Regions from separate parts of the Homo sapiens genome. Here region 1 is linked to region 2. A link is a loop called in an ENCODE intact Hi-C map of the cell type or tissue named here. Cell type or tissue: HCT116. All regions are shown on one strand. Links, peaks and the distances in the headings refer to the core of each region. The heading gives the core; the rest is flanking DNA.

Evidence for each region. Peaks named below come from ENCODE experiments on the same cell type or tissue, not always from the same donor. Only the 100,000 strongest peaks of a DNase experiment are listed, where the experiment ranks them.
Region 1: it touches region 2 in a loop (18-fold over the local background); 14 of 110 quality-filtered maps call a loop at or near these places.

What each region holds. Positions count from the first base shown.
Region 1 is chr16:1,859,660-1,868,759 of GRCh38, reverse strand. MEIOB (meiosis specific with OB-fold) reads left to right here. Exons shown (of 14, transcript NM_001163560.3): 2 at 576-653; 3 at 2,925-2,982; 4 at 6,644-6,775; 5 at 8,285-8,357. The coding sequence starts at 585. Among named protein-coding and RNA genes, the nearest start is that of MEIOB, 8.0 kb to the left of the region's middle. In HCT116, for the core only: a CTCF peak has its summit at 4,917 (motif pointing left); a DNase peak (open chromatin) is centred at 4,939.
Region 2 is chr16:2,136,727-2,145,826 of GRCh38, reverse strand. No RefSeq gene overlaps it. Among named protein-coding and RNA genes, the nearest start is that of MIR3180-5, 5.1 kb to the right of the region's middle. RefSeq lists an enhancer at 1,955-2,706. In HCT116, for the core only: a CTCF peak has its summit at 5,038 (motif pointing right); a DNase peak (open chromatin) is centred at 5,029; H3K27ac peaks cover 514 bases.

The sequences.
Region 1 (9,100 bases), core at 516-8,515, 280 kb after region 2:
CCTCAGCCTCCCGAGTAGCTGGGCCTACAGGTGCCTGCCACCAAGCCCAGCTAATTTTTTGTATTTTTAGTAGAGACGGGGTTTCAGCATGTTAGCCGGGATGGTCTCGATCTCCTGACCCTGTGATCCGCCCTCCTCGGCCTCCAAAAGTGCTGGGATAATAGGCATGAGCCACCGCACCTGGCCAATAATATTTTATTTTATTTTATTTTATTTTGTTTTATTTATTTTTGAGACAGAGTCTCGCTCTGTTGCCCAGGCTGGAGTGCAGTAGTGCGATCTCGGCTCAGTGCAACCTCTGCCTCCCAGGTTCAAGCACTTCTTCCTGCCTCAGCCTCCTGAGTAGCTGGGATTACTGGTGCCCGCTACCACGTGAGGTTTCGCCATGATGGCCAGGCTGGTCTTGAACTCCTGACCTCAGGTGATCCATCCACTTCAGCCTCCCAAAGTGCTGGGATTACAGGTATGAGCCACCATGTCCGGCCCTAAATAAGATTTTAAACTCTTGGAATTTTTTAAATGATTTATTTCATTTATTCAATTTATATATCTAAATTATATTTTCTAAAATGCAGATTAAAAAAATGGCAAACTCCTTTGCAGCGAGGATTTTCACTACCCTTTCAGATCTGCAGACAAATATGGCTAATCTGGTAGGTTTCAATAATGTGGTGATTTGCTTACTGATGACATTTTATGTGATAACATTACATCAATGTTATTGATTCATTCAACACATGCTTTTATAATTGGCAAGTATATAGATACTCATTGCATTGGTATAATTGTTAGATATTAAGTATACCTAAATTTCTTTGTATTTATGCCACCTAGATGAAAATTAATCTTTGTGTGTAGAGTAGAAGATATGATTGTAGATTTGACTAGTAATTGTTCAAAATGATCAATAGATGTATTATTTTACTTAATATTTTATAAAGTGAAAAATTTAATAAATGCTCAAATTTAGCATTGTAAAATTAAACCAGGCCAGGCACAGTGGCTCATGTCTGTAATCCCAGCACTTTGGGAGGCTGAGGCAGCTGGATCACCTGAGGTTGGGAGTTTGAGACCAGCCTGATCAACATGGAGAAACCCCATCTCTACTAAAAATACAAAATTAGCTGGGTGTGGTGGCTCATGCCTGTAATCCCAGGTACTCAGGAGGCTGAGGCAGGAGAATCGCTTGAAGCCAGAAGGCGGTCTCAGTGAGCCGAGATCGCACCATTGCACTCCAGCCTGGGCAACAAGAGCAAAACTCTTCTGAAAAAAAAAAAAAAAAAAAAAAAAAAAAAAATTAAACCATTTTGTTCAGCAGTAGCAATTTTCTGACCAAATTATCCAATTTATGGTCTAAGTACTTGACATTATGCTGCTTTTATGATATAGGTTTATAACATGTGTGTTTTCTACAATGATGATGTGAAAATTGACTCTTTGAGTAGGAGTTATAGGGGAATTCAATGATTTTGAACACATCTCGACTGTTACTTACTTAAAAGAAAACTAAGTGGAATCATCTTATAAGTTAAAGAACTTATTGTAAAGCAGCTACCACACACCCTTACCTTCCCTGCCCCTGAGCACTCTGCTATTTATATTTTGCTTTTGCAAACTAGATTTCTTACAATGGGATACATTTACATATAACTTTAATAATTTAAAATTTTAAAATATTAAAAAATAACAATTGTTGTTATAGTTTTTCTTGAAAGGTAAACTATTTGCTAATAATGGTCTCTTCAGATAGAAAGTTTTACTCAACATTTCCATTAATTGGATTTTCCAACAAAATTCAGTGAGATCTGCAAGTATAAGGAATTGAAGAAATAATATCAATGTGTCTAAATAAGCAATAAAGCTAGCTAATAGCTCAGCTAGAATGTAGGAGTCTTAAAAGCCTGATTGTAATTTAAATGTCAAGATTATTGTAAGGTTAAAATCAGTTGCTGCAATTAGCAAAATAAGTTTAGTTTTTTTCCTTTCAGAAAAGGTATTCATTTTTATTTTTTATTATTTTTTTTTTATTTTTATTTTTTGCGATGGAGTCCTGCTCTGTTGCCCAGGCTGAAGTGCAATAGTGGGATCTAAGCTCACTGCAACCTGTGCCTCTGGGTTCAAGCGATTCTCCTGCCTCAGCCTCGCGAGTAGCTGGGATTACAGGCACCCACCACCACACCTGGCTAATTTTTTGTATTTTTAGTAGAGATGGAGTTTCACCATGTTGGTCAGACTGGTCTCAAACTCATGACCTCAGGTGACCCACCCGCCTCAGCCTCCCAGAGTGCTGGGATTACACGTGTGAGCCAACACACCCGGCCCATTTTTATTTCTTAAAACACATTTAAAATTTTTCTTCAGTAGTCACTAAAGAGAACATTAAACATTTTGAGGAGATGTTAATATCTCTAAGTTTTAAGATCTAGGACTTTAGAATTTAGATTTATTAGCAGCAAAATATAAGTTTTGTTACAGTCTAATTTATATTACTGTCCAGCATGTTTGGATTAAGAAGCTAAGTGATTTTATGTGGATTGTTAGAAAACCCTATATAAAGGAAAGCTTTGAAGACTGTGGCAAATTAAATTGCATTATACATGTGCTTTGGATGAATTCAGTAAGGATTGATAGCATAGGGCAGTTATTATGCTCCATCTGGTGATTGAAAATAAAGTAGAAATATGCTAAGTATTAAATGATTATATTTGTAATAGTAGTTAACTTTTGGATTACTTTATACTATTCCTTGTGGAATTGAACATTTATGAACTTCTTTTAGATGTTTGCCTGGAATAAATACATTTAAATGGTTCCTAGTCAGAAATGTTTGTTAGAGCCAGTAAAGTATAACAAGCCCATGAAATTAAATTTATCAAGTACATCTGTGTTTAATATTGGTCTTCTGTGACCTTTTTGTTTTTCAGAAAGTTATCGGTATAGTTATTGGGAAAACAGATGTCAAAGGCTTTCCAGACAGAAAAAGCTGAGTTCTGTTTAACTCTTGGTTTCATTTTTCATCAACTTTGGCTTATGACTACAACAAAGTATATTGAAGTGATTAATTTTTCTATGCCTGTTTAACTCCTTAAGAGCAATGGTCATGCTCTCTATTGGATGGTCAAGTACCTGATTCAAGGCTTTCTCTCTCCCTCCCTCCCACATTCTCTCTCTCTCTCTATATATATGTATACATACACACATATGTGTATATATGTTTATGTGTATACACACACGTGTGTATGTGTGTGCATGTGTATGTGTGTGTATGTGTGTACACGTGTGTGTATATATGTATATTTGAGTACATGTGTTCTCTCTTTTTTTTTTTGAGATGGAGGCTCGCTCTGTCACTCAGGCTGGAGTGCAATGGCACGATCTCGACTCACTGCAACCTCTGCCTCCTGGGTTCAATCGATTCTCCTGCTTCAACCTCCCGAGTAGCTGGAATTACAGGCACATGCCATCATGCCCAGCTAATTTTTGTATTTTTAGTAGAGATGGGGTTTCACCATTTTGGCCAGGCTGGTCTTGAACTCCTGACCTCAAGTGATCTCCCTGCCTCGGCCTCCCAAAGTGCTGGAATTACAGGTGTGAGCCACCATGCCCAGCCCCTGGTTGATTTAAAAAAAACAAAAATTTGTAGAGACAGAGTCTTGCTCTGTTGCCCAGGCTGGTCTCAAACTCCTGGGCTCAAGTGATCATCCCACCTCATCCTCCTAGAGTGATCAGATTACAGGCATGATGCTTTTATCTTTAAGGTAAATAACCAAGCTGTCATCTGGTACCCATATCATTTGTGCCTGCACTTTATTTCATCTTAACTAATTAGATCAGAAATACTAAATAAATAGTTTGAGGAAGTCTATATCTCCTTTTACCAAATTTCAGAAGGCATCACTTAAAATGTGTGAATTAGAAAAAAGTAGTTATTAAAATACTTGCTAAAATTATAAAAATGAAATACACGGTTTTTTGCCAGGCACAGTGGTCACGCCTGTAATCCCAGCAGTTTGGGAGGCTGAGGTGGGCGGATCACCTGAGGTCAGGAGTTTGGGACCAGCCTAACCAACATGTAGAAACCCCCTCTCTACTAAAAATACAAAATTAGTCAGGCATGGTGGCAGGCGCTTGTATTCCCAGCTACTCGGGAGGCTGAGGCAGGAGAATCGCTTGAACCTGGGAGGCGCAGGTTGCAGTGAGCCAAGATCACGCCATTGCACTCCAGCCTGGGCAGCAAGAGTGAAACTCTGTCTCAAAAAAAAAAAAAAAAAAGAAAAGAAAAAGAAATTCACAGTTTTTCACCTATCAGACTGTGAGGGAAGGAGAAAAACTTCTGTGTTGTTTGACTTCTTTTTATGATGACATCTGTGGTATTCCTTTTTTGGAAGAAGTATGCTTACTGACTTAAAACATTGTACATATAACATTATATTTGTATCAAAAATTCCAGCAGTACCAAAGGTCACAGATTTGAAAAGTGAAATTCCCCTTTCAGCTCCTCACTCTTGCCATCCTAGTCCTCTCCCCAGAGGTAAACACTAATAGACAGTTCAGAATATGTCTATAATTTACATGTATGTTGAGTTATATTACTTTTTTTAAAAATTTGAGATAGGGTCTTGCTCTGTCACTCAGCCTGGAGTGCAGCAATGTGAATACAGCTCACTGCAGCCTCAACCCTGGGCTCAAGTGGTCTTCCTGCCTCAGCCTCGCATGTAGCCCAGACAGGTCCATGCTACTATGCCTGAATAATTTTTGGAGTTTTTGTAGAGACAGAGGGTCTCACTTTGTTGCCCAGTCTCGAACTCCTTGGCTGAAGCAATCTTACCCCCTTGGCCTCCCAAGGTGCCGGGATTATAGGCAGGAGCAACTGCGCCCAGCCAGGTTGTAATTTTTAATTAGCAAAACCAATATGAAATTTCTATTTTGGAAAAAAAGTATTTGCTGACCCCTAGTGGTCCTCATTAAGTAGCACATAATTTGTTTTGAAATAACTTATTTTAATTATTTTTAAAATTTATTTTTTTTTTTTTTGAGACAGGGTCTCACTCTGTTCTTCCCCACCTCTACTAAAAAACCTTGTCTCATCAGGCACGGTGGCTCATGCCAGCACTTTGGGAGGCTGAGGCAGGCAGATCACGAGGTCAGGAGTTCGAGACCAGCATGGCCAACATGGTGAAACCCCGTCTCTACTAAAAGTACAAAATTAGCCAGGCATGGTGGCAGGCGCCTGTAGTCCCAGCTACTTGGGAGGGTGAGGCAGGAGAATTGCTTGAACCCAGGAGGCAGAGGTTGCTGTGAGCTGAGATCGCGCCATTGCACTCCAGCCTGGGTAACAAGAGCGAAACTCCGTCTCAAAAACAAACAAAAACGAAACCCGTTTTTACTAAAAAAAAAACAAAAAACAAAAATTAGCCTGGCATGGTGGTGTGCGTCTGTAGCCCCAGCTGCTCAGGAGGCTGAGTCCCAGCTGCTGGGAGGCAGGGGTTGCAGTGAGCCGAGAGATCGCGTCACTGAACTCCAGCCTGGGTGTACATTTCATGAACACCCTGAACTCATTCTTCCCAGGCTGGAGTGCAGTGGTGCATTCAAAGCTCACCGCACACTTAAACTGGGCTCAAGCAACCTTTCCTCCTCAGCCTCCCAAGTAGCTGAGACTAAAGATGAGTGCCACCACTAATTTTAAAATTTTCTGTAGAGATGGTGTCCTTCTATGTTGCCCAGGCTGGTTTTGAACTCCAGGCCTCAAGTGATTCTCCTACCTCACCTCCCAAAGTCCTGGGATCACAGGGGTAAGCTGTTGTGCCTGGCCAATTTTTATTTTTATTTTATTATTATTTATTTATTTATTTTTGAGACAAGAGTTTTTCTCTTGTCACCCAGGCTGGATCTCGGCTCACTGCAACCTCCGCCTCCTGGGTTCAAGCGATTCTCCTGCCTCAGCCTCCCGAGTAGCTGGGATTACAGGCGCCCACCACCACGCCTGGCTAAGTTTTGTATTTTTAGCAGAGACAGGGTTTCACCATGTTGGCCAGACTGGTCTTGAACTAACCTCAGGTGATCCACCCGCCTCGGGCTCCCAAAGTGTTAGGATTACAGGCGTGAGCCATTGCGCCCGGCCTATTTTTACTTTTATTTTTGGGACGGGGTCTTGCTCTGTTGCCCAGGCTGGAGAGCAGTGGGGCAATCACAGTTCGCTGAAGCCTTGAACTTTTGGGCTTAAGCAGTCATTCTGCTTCATCCTCCTAAGTAGCTGGGACTGAAATAACTATTTAGATCTGAATTATGACTTAGGTTGAAACAACAGTAAGAGAGAAAAGGAGAACCTAAGGTAATACCTGGATGGCTCAAGTTTACATGTTTTTCCCTCCAAATACACAGATCACCAGGGAAGGGAGCAAGGGGGCAACCTGTTACCACTTCAGCTTGAAATTCATAGAAGCATGTTATAGAATATACATCTGAAAGAACATTTTGTACTATGTATTTGAGTATTTTTATTATCATAATCAATAGTTATTTGATTAAACAAATAATCATTTGTTTATAATTGAAATGAAACTTTTCATGTAACACTTATCAAAAGGCAGAGAAGCGATTGAAACTCTTCATTTGAAAAATAAAAGCATTGGTTTTCCCTTAGATATTGGATCAGAAAGGTACACTTTCAGCTTCACCATTCGGGATTCACCAGCACATTTTGTAAATGCAGCTTCCTGGGGCAATGAAGATTACATCAAGTCTCTTTCTGACAGCTTTAGGGTTGGTGACTGTGGTAAGTTGGCATTGATTCTTAAACTTTTTCCATCATAGTGTTATTCCTGTGGTATGTTTATGGTAACTATACTGAAGGAGTTGAAATGAGACACAGTTCGTAATTCTCAAGAACTTTATCAGAAAAAGTCAAGTGTTAAGAGTATAATGCAGTGGGGCACGGTGGCTCATGCCTGTAATCCCAACACTTTGGGAGGCTGAGGTGGGTGGATTGCGTGAGTTCAGGAGTTCGAGACCAGCCTGAGCAACATGGCAAGACCCCATTTCTACAAAAAATTAGCTGGGTGTGGTGGCGTGGGCCTGTAGTACCAGCTACTAAGGAGGCTGAAGCAGGAGGGTGGCTTGAGCCCTGGAGGTGGAGGTTGCAGCGAGCCAACATCGTACCTCTGCACTCCAGCCTGAGTCACAGAGTAAGACCCTGTCTCAAAAAAAAAAAAAAAAAAAAAAAAAGACTGCAATGCGAGGCATTCAGAATGTTATTTGAAGCATACAAATGTGATAGTTATATTTTTACTAAATAACCTTACTGTCTTTGGTTTATTACATATTTCAATTTGCACCAACCCATTTTATTGTTATAATTGGTTATCTTTCTATAGACATATAATACAGCCACTGAATATATTTTGATAAAAGTTGACATTTGACCACTGAATAGATTTTGATAAAAACTGATATTTAAATTGTTAATGGGATTTTAAGGAACTTTACTTTTAGTTGAAATACCAAATCTTTTACATCTACTCACCCCAGTATCTCTTTGACAGAACAGCCTCATATAGTAGGAAGAACAGGAGACTTTGAAAACACAGAGGTCTAGATTCAAATCCCAGTTCCAACATTGACTTACATCATGGCTTTGAGAAAATTTCTTAATCTTGTTGGGTCTCAACTATGAAATAATACCTCATTAGGTTCTTGTAAATATTAAATGAGATGGTGTACCTAGTATAACGTGTGGAACTTAGTCACTCAACAGATAACTTTTATGAGCCCTAGCCTCATAAAAGGAACAAGAAAGCATGTATACTAGTTCTTCACGATAGAAAAAGAGAAAAGAGTAATGCAGGTAATGAAAACACTCCTCTTTAATACTGTGGTCTCAAGCAGCTGACTCCCCATACCGGTTATTTAGAACCTAATCATATATTGCCTTGTATTGTTAACTTTCAGGACAATGTATGGTATCTCTCTAGTTGAATAATAGGGTCATTGAACATATGGACTATGAAGGCAGAAAGCTTCACAAACTTCATAGGGCCCAGTATAGCTATAGACATCCCTTGAATAAATGCTGGAATATTAGTTACATATGGAGATAAAGATTTCAATTTTGACATCTCAGTATCAAAATATGTTATATGTTGATGATGGAGAAGATGAATGAGGTGAGGAATTTTTAAAGCCTAGAGTCGATGATGATCATAAATTAAACAGGATGTTATTTAGGATGTTAGTGTTTATCTTGTTACTGTTTTGTAATATCATCATACTTTGCCCTCTGTTTTAGTGATAATTGAAAATCCTCTGATCCAAAGAAAGGAAATAGAAAGAGAAGAAAAATTCAGCCCTGCAACTCCTAGGTAAGCATCTGTCTAGCACAGAGATTGTGCGAGAATGATCATTACTAATAATGTTGTATCAGATTAGCAGAGATCTTACTAAAAGTGTTCTGTTTCTATTTCAATAAAAATGAGGAGTTTAATTTTCTCTTACAAAATTCATCTTTGATTATGACATAATTTACTTTGATACAGAGTCACATGATAAATGGCTTTGGTTTTAGTACTTTGATTCTCATTCTTAGATTTACAAAAATTTGACTTTGTCATGTTAAAACTGAATGAGGAGAAAAGATAAACTTTGGAAATTACATCTGTCTTTTTTCATGTCAAGGTATCCTTCTACTCACAGGCTTACCATCTTAGGGCAGATTCCTTCGAAGCAGAGCTTGAGAGGAGGACTCTTGTGGGAGTGGTTGGTTGAGGGTGAGCTCTCAGGGGAACCCTGCGAGGATAGACCAGGAAGCAGCTGAGCAGAGAAGTGGGTTCACCTGGAGCCTCAGCAGGAGCCGGGAGGGAGCTCTGGAGTGGGAGTGGCCCCTTAGAGCAGTGCCCTGGCTGTAGTCCATCCACTCCCCAAACCCGCAGGATGGGGCGGGGCATCAGCTCAAAGGCGGGTCTGGCAGTTCTGGAGAGAAGGGTGTAGCTGTGCCCTGTACCAGCCTGTAAAGGGCTCTTGGTGGGCACAGCAGTCTACAGCATTTACACTCGCATCAACTGTGACCCGTTCCCACCTTCTTTTCTGACCTCATCTTATGCCAGAC
Region 2 (9,100 bases), core at 776-8,775:
GAAGTAGAGAGCTGTGCGTGGCTTTTGAGCAGAACAACAGAGGACGCTGTGCTACAGGAATATTGGGGACTGGCAGGAGGGGATGGATGGTGGAGCCTGTAGGCCTGGAGATGAGATTGATGGGGGTTGCAGTCACCCAGGGGAGGGATAATAGGAACAGAGAGGACCTTCAGGAAAGAAGCTGTAGGCCTGGAGGCAGGGAGGGGAGGGTCAGAGTCCATGCCCATGGGCAGAGACCAGTGGGATGCTGCAGTGGGTTAAAGATGGATTAAACCCCAGCACTTTGGGAGGCCGGGGCGGGCGGATCACCTGAGATCGGGAGTTCGAGACCAGCCTGGCCAACATGGAGAAACCCCGTCTCTACTAAAAATACAAAATTAGCCAGGTGTGGTGGCGGGCGCCTGTAGTCCCAGCTACTCAGGAGGCTGAGGCAGGAGAATCGCTTGAACCCAGGAGGCGGAGGTTGTGGTGAGCCGAGATCGCGCCATCGTACTCCAGCCTGGGCGACAAGAGCGAAACTTGGTCTCCACAAAAAAAAAAAAAAAAAAGGCCGGGCGCGGTGGCTCACGCCTGTAATCCCAGCAGCACTTTGGGAGGCCGAGGCAGGCAGACCACGAGGTCAGGAGATCAAGACCATCCTGGCTAACACAGTGAAACCCTGTCTCTACTAAAAATACAAAAAATTAGCCGGGTGTGGTGGCGGGCGCCTGTAGTCCCAGCTACTCGGGAGGCTGCGGCAGCAGAATGGCGTGAACCCGGGAGGTGGAACTTGCAGTGAGCGGAGATCGCACCACCACACTCCAGCCTGGGCGACGGAACAAGACTCCATCTCAAAAAACAACAACAACAACAACAAATAAAACTAGAAAAACTAGAACAGGCAGCCAGCGAGGGCAAGGCGGGGGCCGGCGAGGGCAAGGCGGGGGCCGGCGAGGGCAAGGCGGGGGCCGGCATGGTGGGAAAGTTCAGCAGGGAGGCCTTGGGATGTCCGGATTCTTGGCATCTTCAGACCTGGAGAAGAGAGGAGTCCTGTGGGCCAGGGCAGGTCCCTGAGACAGGGTCCGAGTTTGAGATGGGCCCTGGGAGCTGGGGGCGGAGAGTGAGGTCCGTGTTCCCCTGGGAGGGGTGCTACAGCCCCCCACCCTTCTGGTGCAGAGCTGGCTCTTCCAGGGAGGGGAAGGTCTCCACGGGTTCCTGTCCTCGAGCGGAGAGAGCGCCCTGGGTCTCCTTGGGGCCTTGCTCTGGGACTTTCGCTCCTGTTACCTTCTGACGGCCCGGCCCCCTGGCATCCTTACACCGTGCCCTCTAACTCCTGCCAGTTCCTTCTGACCGTCCTGGGTGTCTGGAAGGATGTGTGCTGTGAGCCCCCAGCCAAAACGACCCCTGGGAGCCATGGATCAGGACAGTCTCTTTCTGGCCCCCATTTTCCAGCCTCTTCCCTACACTCTGCCCCCAGAGTGGGGCCCTCGGGCTGGCCCTTGTGTGCCAGGAGAGGGGGCGCAGGCACGAGTGAGGCCTCCTCAGGCTTCCAGACTCTGCCTGGAGCCCCACCCTCAAGGGAGCCTGCCCTGGCTCCTCCTGCCCCACTTCTGGCTCCCTGGATGCTCTCCAGCCCTTCCCCAGCGGCTGCATGGCCGCTGTAGCAGCCTGGGAGCCTCCTGAGGACAGGGCCCTGTCCTGCCTACTCCTGTTCCCGCCAGGCACTCGAGCGAGAGCTCTGTGGCTGAGCAGCAGAGAGCTGGGTTGGACTTCAAGGGGCTCTTAGCAAGCCAGGGAGTGGCAAAGCCGCCACGGCCTGTGCCCCCAGGGCACCTCCCAAGACCCTCCTCTGGAGCTCAGCGGTCTGTGCCCTCCGCGGGGTCCCCGGCTTGCTATGTGCCCCTGGGCACGTGGCATTCCCTGTCTGGGCCTGCTCCCCTCTCCATGAAATGAGGGGGCAGGAGGAGCCGATCTCTGAGGTCCCTTCCAGCTCAAACACCTTATGTTCTATGAAATCCGTGTGAACGTTGCCATGGAGACGTTGGAGGAACTGCGGCAGCACTGAACGCAACTTCCACCCGAGAGAGGAGCACTGAGTCACCCCAGCACGTGGGTGACATCACAGGTAAGCTCTCTCCGGTGTCCAGGTGTGCAGCAGTCTGGTGTCCTCCTGAGAGGTCACCCCCCTTCAGCCTGCTCACCATGGTGGCCCTGAGGCCCTACCGGGTGGGTCGGGACAAACAGGTGTCCATCCCTGCCCGAATGGGGACCCTTTGTCTGTTGCCTGCAGACGTGACCACAGTGACTCAGGTGCTCCCAGACGGGAAGGCAGCAGAGGTGATCTGCCACACAGAAGATGAGCTAACGGGGGAGTCATGTGCGCCTCTGTGGCTGTCAGAGCAGTATCCTCACTCCTACGGAGCCAGTTGCCTGCTCTCAGCAGTGCTGGCTTCCTGCGCCTGAGCTGAGTGAGGGTGTCCGCTTAGCCATTGGAGGAGGCAGCATCAGGGCTCCTGGCTGCAGGCTCTCCCGGCAGCCTCAGAGTGACACACATGGCCTCACGGCAGGTGCAGGGATCCCTGTCGATGAACAAAACAGACCCCTGCGTAACCGTAACAATCACTGACTACCCCGGACTGCACCAAGTGCTTTCCTTGCAACGTTTCTCTCTTTTTTTTTTTGAGATGGAGTCTTGCTGTGTCACTCAGGCTGGAGTGCAATGGCGCCATCTCGATCTCGGCTCACTACAACCTCTGCCTCCCAGGTTCAGGCAATTCTCCTGCCTCAGCCTTCCGAGTAGCTGGGATTACAAGTGTCCACCACCACGCCCGGCTAATTTTTGTATTTTAGTAGAGACAGGGTTTCACCATGTTGGCCAGGCTGGTCTTGAACTCCTAACCTCAGGTGATCCACCCGCCTCGGCCTCCCAAAGTGCTGGGATTACAGGTGCCCACCACCACGCCTGGCTAATTGTTTTTTTTTTTTTTTTTTTTTTTTGAGACGGAGTCTGGCTCTCGCCCAGGCTGGAGTACAATGGTGCGATCTCGGCTCACTGCAAGTTCCACCTCCCGGGTTCACACCATTCTCCTGCCTCAGCCTCCCGAGTAGCTGGGACTACAGGTGCCCGGCACCACACCCGGCTAATTTTTGTTTTTGTATTTTAGTTGAGACAGGGTTTCACCGTGTTAGCCAGGATGGTCTGGATCTTCTGACCTCGTGATTCACCTGCCTCGGCTTCCCAAAGTGCTGGGATTACAGGCGTGAGCCACCGCACCCTGCCCTTTTTTTTTTTTTTTTTTTTTTGAGATAGGGTCTCACTCTGTTACCCAGACTGAAGTGCAGTGGTGCGGTTCCGACTCACTGTAGCCTTGAACTCTTGGGTTCAAGCAATCTTCCCACTTCAGTCTCCCAGCAATTTTTTAGTTTTTTTTATAGAGATGGGGGACTCACTATTGTCCAGGCTGGTCTTGAACTCCTGGGCTCAAGGGATCCTCCCGCCTTAGCCTCCCAAGATGTTGGGATTACAGGCGTCAGCCACCGCGCCCAGCCTTGTTTTGTAAGAGTCTAAATTAAATCACAATTATCTGATTCTTCCACATTTGATAGAACTTGTCCACAAAAAGATCTGGATTAAGTGTCTTTTCCTGACATGGCTTTTGATACGTTTTCAATGTGTTCTTTTGTTATTGGTCTATTTGGGGTTTTAATTTTTTCTAGAATTGGTTTTTACAGTTTGTAACATATAAGCATCCCATATAGATTTCAAAAATGTAGGCAAACAATTGCACATAATTTTCTTTTATAATTTTTAACTTTTTTCATCTCTGTGAATAAACCTTCATTCTTCATCTGAATGTCCCATATTTTCTTTTTCTCTCTCCTTTTCTCTCAGTCACACTTACCAGAAGTTTTTCCTAGAAAAATCTTAGCAACTATATCTATTAAATAGCTCGATTTTATTCATCAATTCTACTCTTTCTTTTTTTTTTTTTTTTTGAGGCCCAGCCTACTCTTTCTTTTAAAGTAACTAATTTCTGCTCTTTACTTTCTAATTTCCTTCCATCTTTTTTGGGGGGTTTATTTTACAGGTGTTTTTCTAGAATGTTGAAATAAATACTTAATTTATATATTGGTTTGATTCTTCATGCTAACTAATAAAAACAAGTGAAGTTATCCGTTTCTCTCCATGTATAACTTTGACTGCATCCCCATAGATTTTCTATGATGTTTGCTCATTACTATTCATTTCCTTTTTTTTTTTTTCCTTCTTTTTTGAGACAGAGTCTCGCTCTGTCACCCAGGCTGGAGTGCAGTGGCATGATCTCAGCTCACTGCAACCTCCACTTCCAGGGTTCAAGTAATTCTCCTGCCTCAGCCTCCCTAGAAGCTGGGATTACAGGCATGTGCCCCCACGCTCTGCTAATTTTTGTATTTTTAGTAGAGACAGGGTCTCACCATGTTGGCCAGGTTGGTCTTGAACTCCTGACCTCTGGTGATCCGCCTGGCTTGGCCTCCCAAAGTGCTAGGATTACAGTCATGAGCCACCCCACCCAGCCTATTCATTTCTATATGCTCTACTTTTTATTTATTTATTTTTTGAGACACGGTCTCACTCTGTTGCCCAGGTTGGAGTGCAGTGGCACGATCTCAGCACACTGCAACCTCCCCATCCCGGGTTCAAGCGATTCTCCTGCCTCAGCCTCCCAAGTAGCTGGGAATACAGGCCTGCATCCCCACACCCAGCTAATTTTTGTATTTTTGGTAGAGATGGGGTTTTGCGATGTTGGCCAGGCTGGTCTTGAACTCCTGACCTCAAGTGATCCACCCACCTCGGCCTCCTGTAGTGCTGGGATTACAGGCGTGAGCCACCGCACCCAGTCCATGATTTCCATCTTTACCTTTCAGTGATCTGGGCTGTCAGGGTGTCCAGCTGTCCTGTGACCCTCTGCGGATGGTTCTTCCGGCCTCTCTACTCAGGTGGGAGTCCCTGAATTAGGCTGTGCTTGTGGGAGCTTCAGTTTTGATCTGGTTTCAAGATTTGATGCAGTGAGCAAGTGAAAGTACCCAAGAGAGCCTCTAGGGGGCGGTGGTGTTTAAGGCCACGTTCTTTTTTTTCTTTTCTTTTCTTTTCTTTTTTTTTTTGAGATGGAGTCTACCTTTGTCACCAGACTGGAGCGCAGTGGCGCGATCTCGGCTCACTGCAACCTCCACCTCCTGGGTTCAAGCTATTCTCCTGCCTCAGCCTCCCGAGTAGCTGGGATTACAGGCACACACCGCCACACCCAGCTAATTTTTGTATTTTTAGTAGAGACAGGGTTTCACCACGTTGGCCAGGATGGTCTCCATCCCCTGACCTGGTGATCCACTCACCTCGGCCTCCCAAAGTACTGGGATTACAGGCGTGAGCCACCGCGTCCGGCCAAAGGCCACGTTCTTATCTAAGCTTTTCCTCTGACCTTGCCTAACATCTGTAATGCCAAAATAGTTAACACGCCCTGTTTTGTGTACAATACAGCTTATTAACTGTGCTACTCAAAGTCTCTATATCTTTACTGACATAAAAAAATTGTCTCTTTGGCCGGGTACGGTGGCTCACGCTTGTAATCCCAGCACTTTGGAAGGCCGAGGCAGGTGGATCACTTGAAGCCAGGAGTTAGAGACCAACCTGGCCAGCATGGTGAAACCCTGTCTCTACTAAAATTACAAAAATTAGCCAGGTGTGGTGGTGCACGCCTGTAATCTCAGCTACTCAGGAGGCTGAGGCACGAGAATCACTTGAACCTGGGAGGCAGATGTTGTGGTGAGCTGAGATCGTGCCACTGCACTCCAACATCCTGGGCAACAGAGCGAGATTCTGTTTCAAAAGAAAAAAAAAATTGTCTCTCTCTCTTTCTTTTTTTTTTTAGACAGGATCTCACTCTGTCATGTAGGCTGGAGTGCAGTGGTGCCATCATGGCTTACTGCAGCCTTGACCTTCTGGGCTCAAGTGAGCCTCCCACCTCATCCTCCCAAATAACTGGGACCACAGGCGAGCTCCGCTATGCCTGGCTAATTTTTTGTTTGTATTTTTTGTAGAAATGGGGTCTCTTGGCTGGGCGCGGTGGCTCACACCTGTAATCCCAGCACTTTGGGAGGCCAAGGCGGGTGGATCACGAGGTCAGGAGATCGAGACCATCCTGGCTAACACGGTGAAACTCTGTCTCTACTAAAAATACAAAAAATTCTCCGGGCGTGGTGGCGGGCGCCTGTAGTCCCATCTACTCGGGAGGCGAGGCAGGAGAACGGCGTGCGCCCGGGAGGCGGAGCTTGCAGTGAGCCGAAATCGCGCCACTGCACTCCAGCCTGGGTGGCAGAGCGAGACTCCGTCTCAAAAAAAGAAAAAACAACAAACAAAAAAAAAGAAATGGGGTCTCTCTGTGTTGTCCAGGCTGGCCTCAGTGATCCTCCTTCCTTGGCCTCCCAAAGTTCTGGGATTACAGGCATGAACCACTGTGTCCAGACAAAAATTGATCTGTAAACTTTTTGAGACAGCATCTCACCCTGTTCCCCAGGCTGGAGTGCAGTGGTGTGATCATGGCTCACTGCAGCGTCAACCTCCTGGGTCTACTTGATCCTTCTTCGAGGGAAGGTGTAATAAACCCTCCTGCAATGTCTTTGTTTTTCAAAATCTTTGTATTTCACAGTTTAGCTTCGTGGGTTGATGTTCTATTTTGTTTTTGTGTGTGTGTGTGTGTGTTTTGTGTTTTTTTTTGAGACACAGTCTTGCTCTTGTTGCCCAGGCTGGAGTGCAATGGTGTGATCTTGGCTCACTGCAACTTCCACCTCTTGGGTTCAAGAGATTCTCCTGCCTCAGCCTTCCGAGTAGCTAGGATTACAGGCGCCGCCACCACACCCCGCTAATTTTGTATTTTTAGTAGAGATGGGGTTTCTCCATATTGGTCAGGCTGGTCTCAAACTCCCGACCTCAGGTGATCCGCCCACCTCAGCCTCCCAAAATGCTGGGATTACAGGCGTGAGTCACCGCACCTGGCCAATGTTCTATTTTTGAGAACACAACAGTTCATAATATATTCTACATAGACCATACCTGTTATGTGTAGATAAACAGACTCTTTTCCCATTTAACACCTTTTGCCTTAGGTTTATTTTTCTGGTATCAATACTGGCACACTTACTTTGTTTGCAGTTTCCTGTCTTTTTTTTTTTTTTTTTTTTTTTTGAGACAGAGTCTCACTCTGTCACCCAGGCTGGAGTGAAGTGGCGGGATCTCGGCTCACTGCAACCTCTACCTCCTGGGTTCATGCGATTCTCCTGCCTCAGCTTCCCGAATAGCTGAGACCACAACTGTGTGCCACCATGCCCAGCCAATTTTTGTATTTTTAGTAGACACGGGGTTTCACCATACTGGCCAGGATGGCTCAATCTCTTGACCTCGTGATCCACCTGCCTCCGCCTCCCAAAGTGCTGGGATTACAGGCATGAGCCACTGTGCCTGGCCTTTTTTTTTCTTTTTGAGATGGAGTCTCACTCTGTCACCCAGGCTGGAGTGCAGTGGGGTAACCTCAGGTCACTGCGACCTCCGCCTCCCGGGTTCCAGTGATTCTCCTGCCTCAGCCTCCCGAGTAGCTGGGATTACAGGCACCCACCACCATGCCTGGCTAATTTTTGTATTTTTAGTAGAGACGGGGTTTTGCCACGTTGGCCAGGTTGGTCTCGAACTCTTGGCCTCATGTGACCCGCCTGCCTTGGCCTCCCAAAGTGCTGGGATTACAGGTGTGAGCCACTGTGCCTGGCCTGGCTTTCTTGTTTCTTTTCTCCTCTTCTAGTTTCCCCCTTTTAGGCTAACAATTATTCACTGTTAATAAAAACCCTCAGGTCTGTATTTTATCAAGAAACATTTCCCTCACGTCTTCTTCCCTGAACCAAACAAGATCTCTGGCACATTTTATTTGCTCTGTCTCACCACATGGATTTTGTTTTTTTGTTTCTTTGTTTTTTGAGATGGAGTCTCACTCTTGTTGCCCAGGCTGGAGTGCCATGGCACAATCTCAGCTCACTGCAACCTCCACCTCCTGGGTTCAAGCGATTCTCCTGTCTCAGCCTCCTGAGTAGCTGGGATTACAGGCGCGTGGCACCACCCCCAGCTAATTTTTGTATTTTTAGTAGAGACGGGGTTTCACCATGTTGGTCAGGCTGGTCTCGAACTCCTGACCTTGTGATCTGCCCACCTTGGCCTCCCAAAGTGCTGGGATTACAGGCATGAGCCACCACGCCCGGCCCCCATGGTTTTTCAAATAGTTTAGAATTTCATTTCCAGGTAACTAATTTGCTTCTTTAAACATATGTCTTTTCTATTTAAGAAATCCTTTCTAAACAATTGCATTTTATTCCACAACCGCCTTCAAACAATCATTGAGACTTGGTTAATCTGTTTTGCTCATTTGGCAGCAGTTTCTTGTGGCTGTTTCTTCCCTCCACTGGAGTCCTTGAATCTTAAGTCTGTCATTTGACTGCAATTAAAAGCTGGGTTTGGAATACAATCGCAGCCTTACCATCCACCTGCTGTGTGACCTGGTAAATTTCTTTTTTTTTTTTTGAGACGGAGTCTTGCTCTGTTGCCCAGGCTGGAGTGCAGTGGCACAACCTCTGCCTCCCAGGTTCAAGCGATTCTATTGCCTCAGGCTCCCTAGTAGCTGGGATTATAGGTGCCTGCCACCATGCCCAGCTGATTTTTGTATTTTTAGTAGAGATGAGGTTTCACCATGTTGGCTAGGCTGGTCTCGAACTTCTGATCTTGTGATCTGCCCGCCTCGGCCTCCCAAAGTGCTGGGATTACAGGCATGAGCCACCACTCCCAGCCAGTTCTTTTTTTCTTTTTTCCATTTTTTTTTTTTTCGAGACAGGATCTTACTCTTTTGCCCAGGCGGGAGTGCAGTGGCACAATCACGGCTCAGCGCAGCCACTGCCTACTGGGCTCACACGCTCCTCCGGCCTCAGCCTCTCGAGTACCTGGGACTACAAGCGTGAGCCAGTTTGGCTAATTTTGGCTAATTTTTGTAGAAACGGGGTCTCGCCATGTTGGCCAGGCTGGTCTCCAACTCCTGGACTCAAGGGATCCACC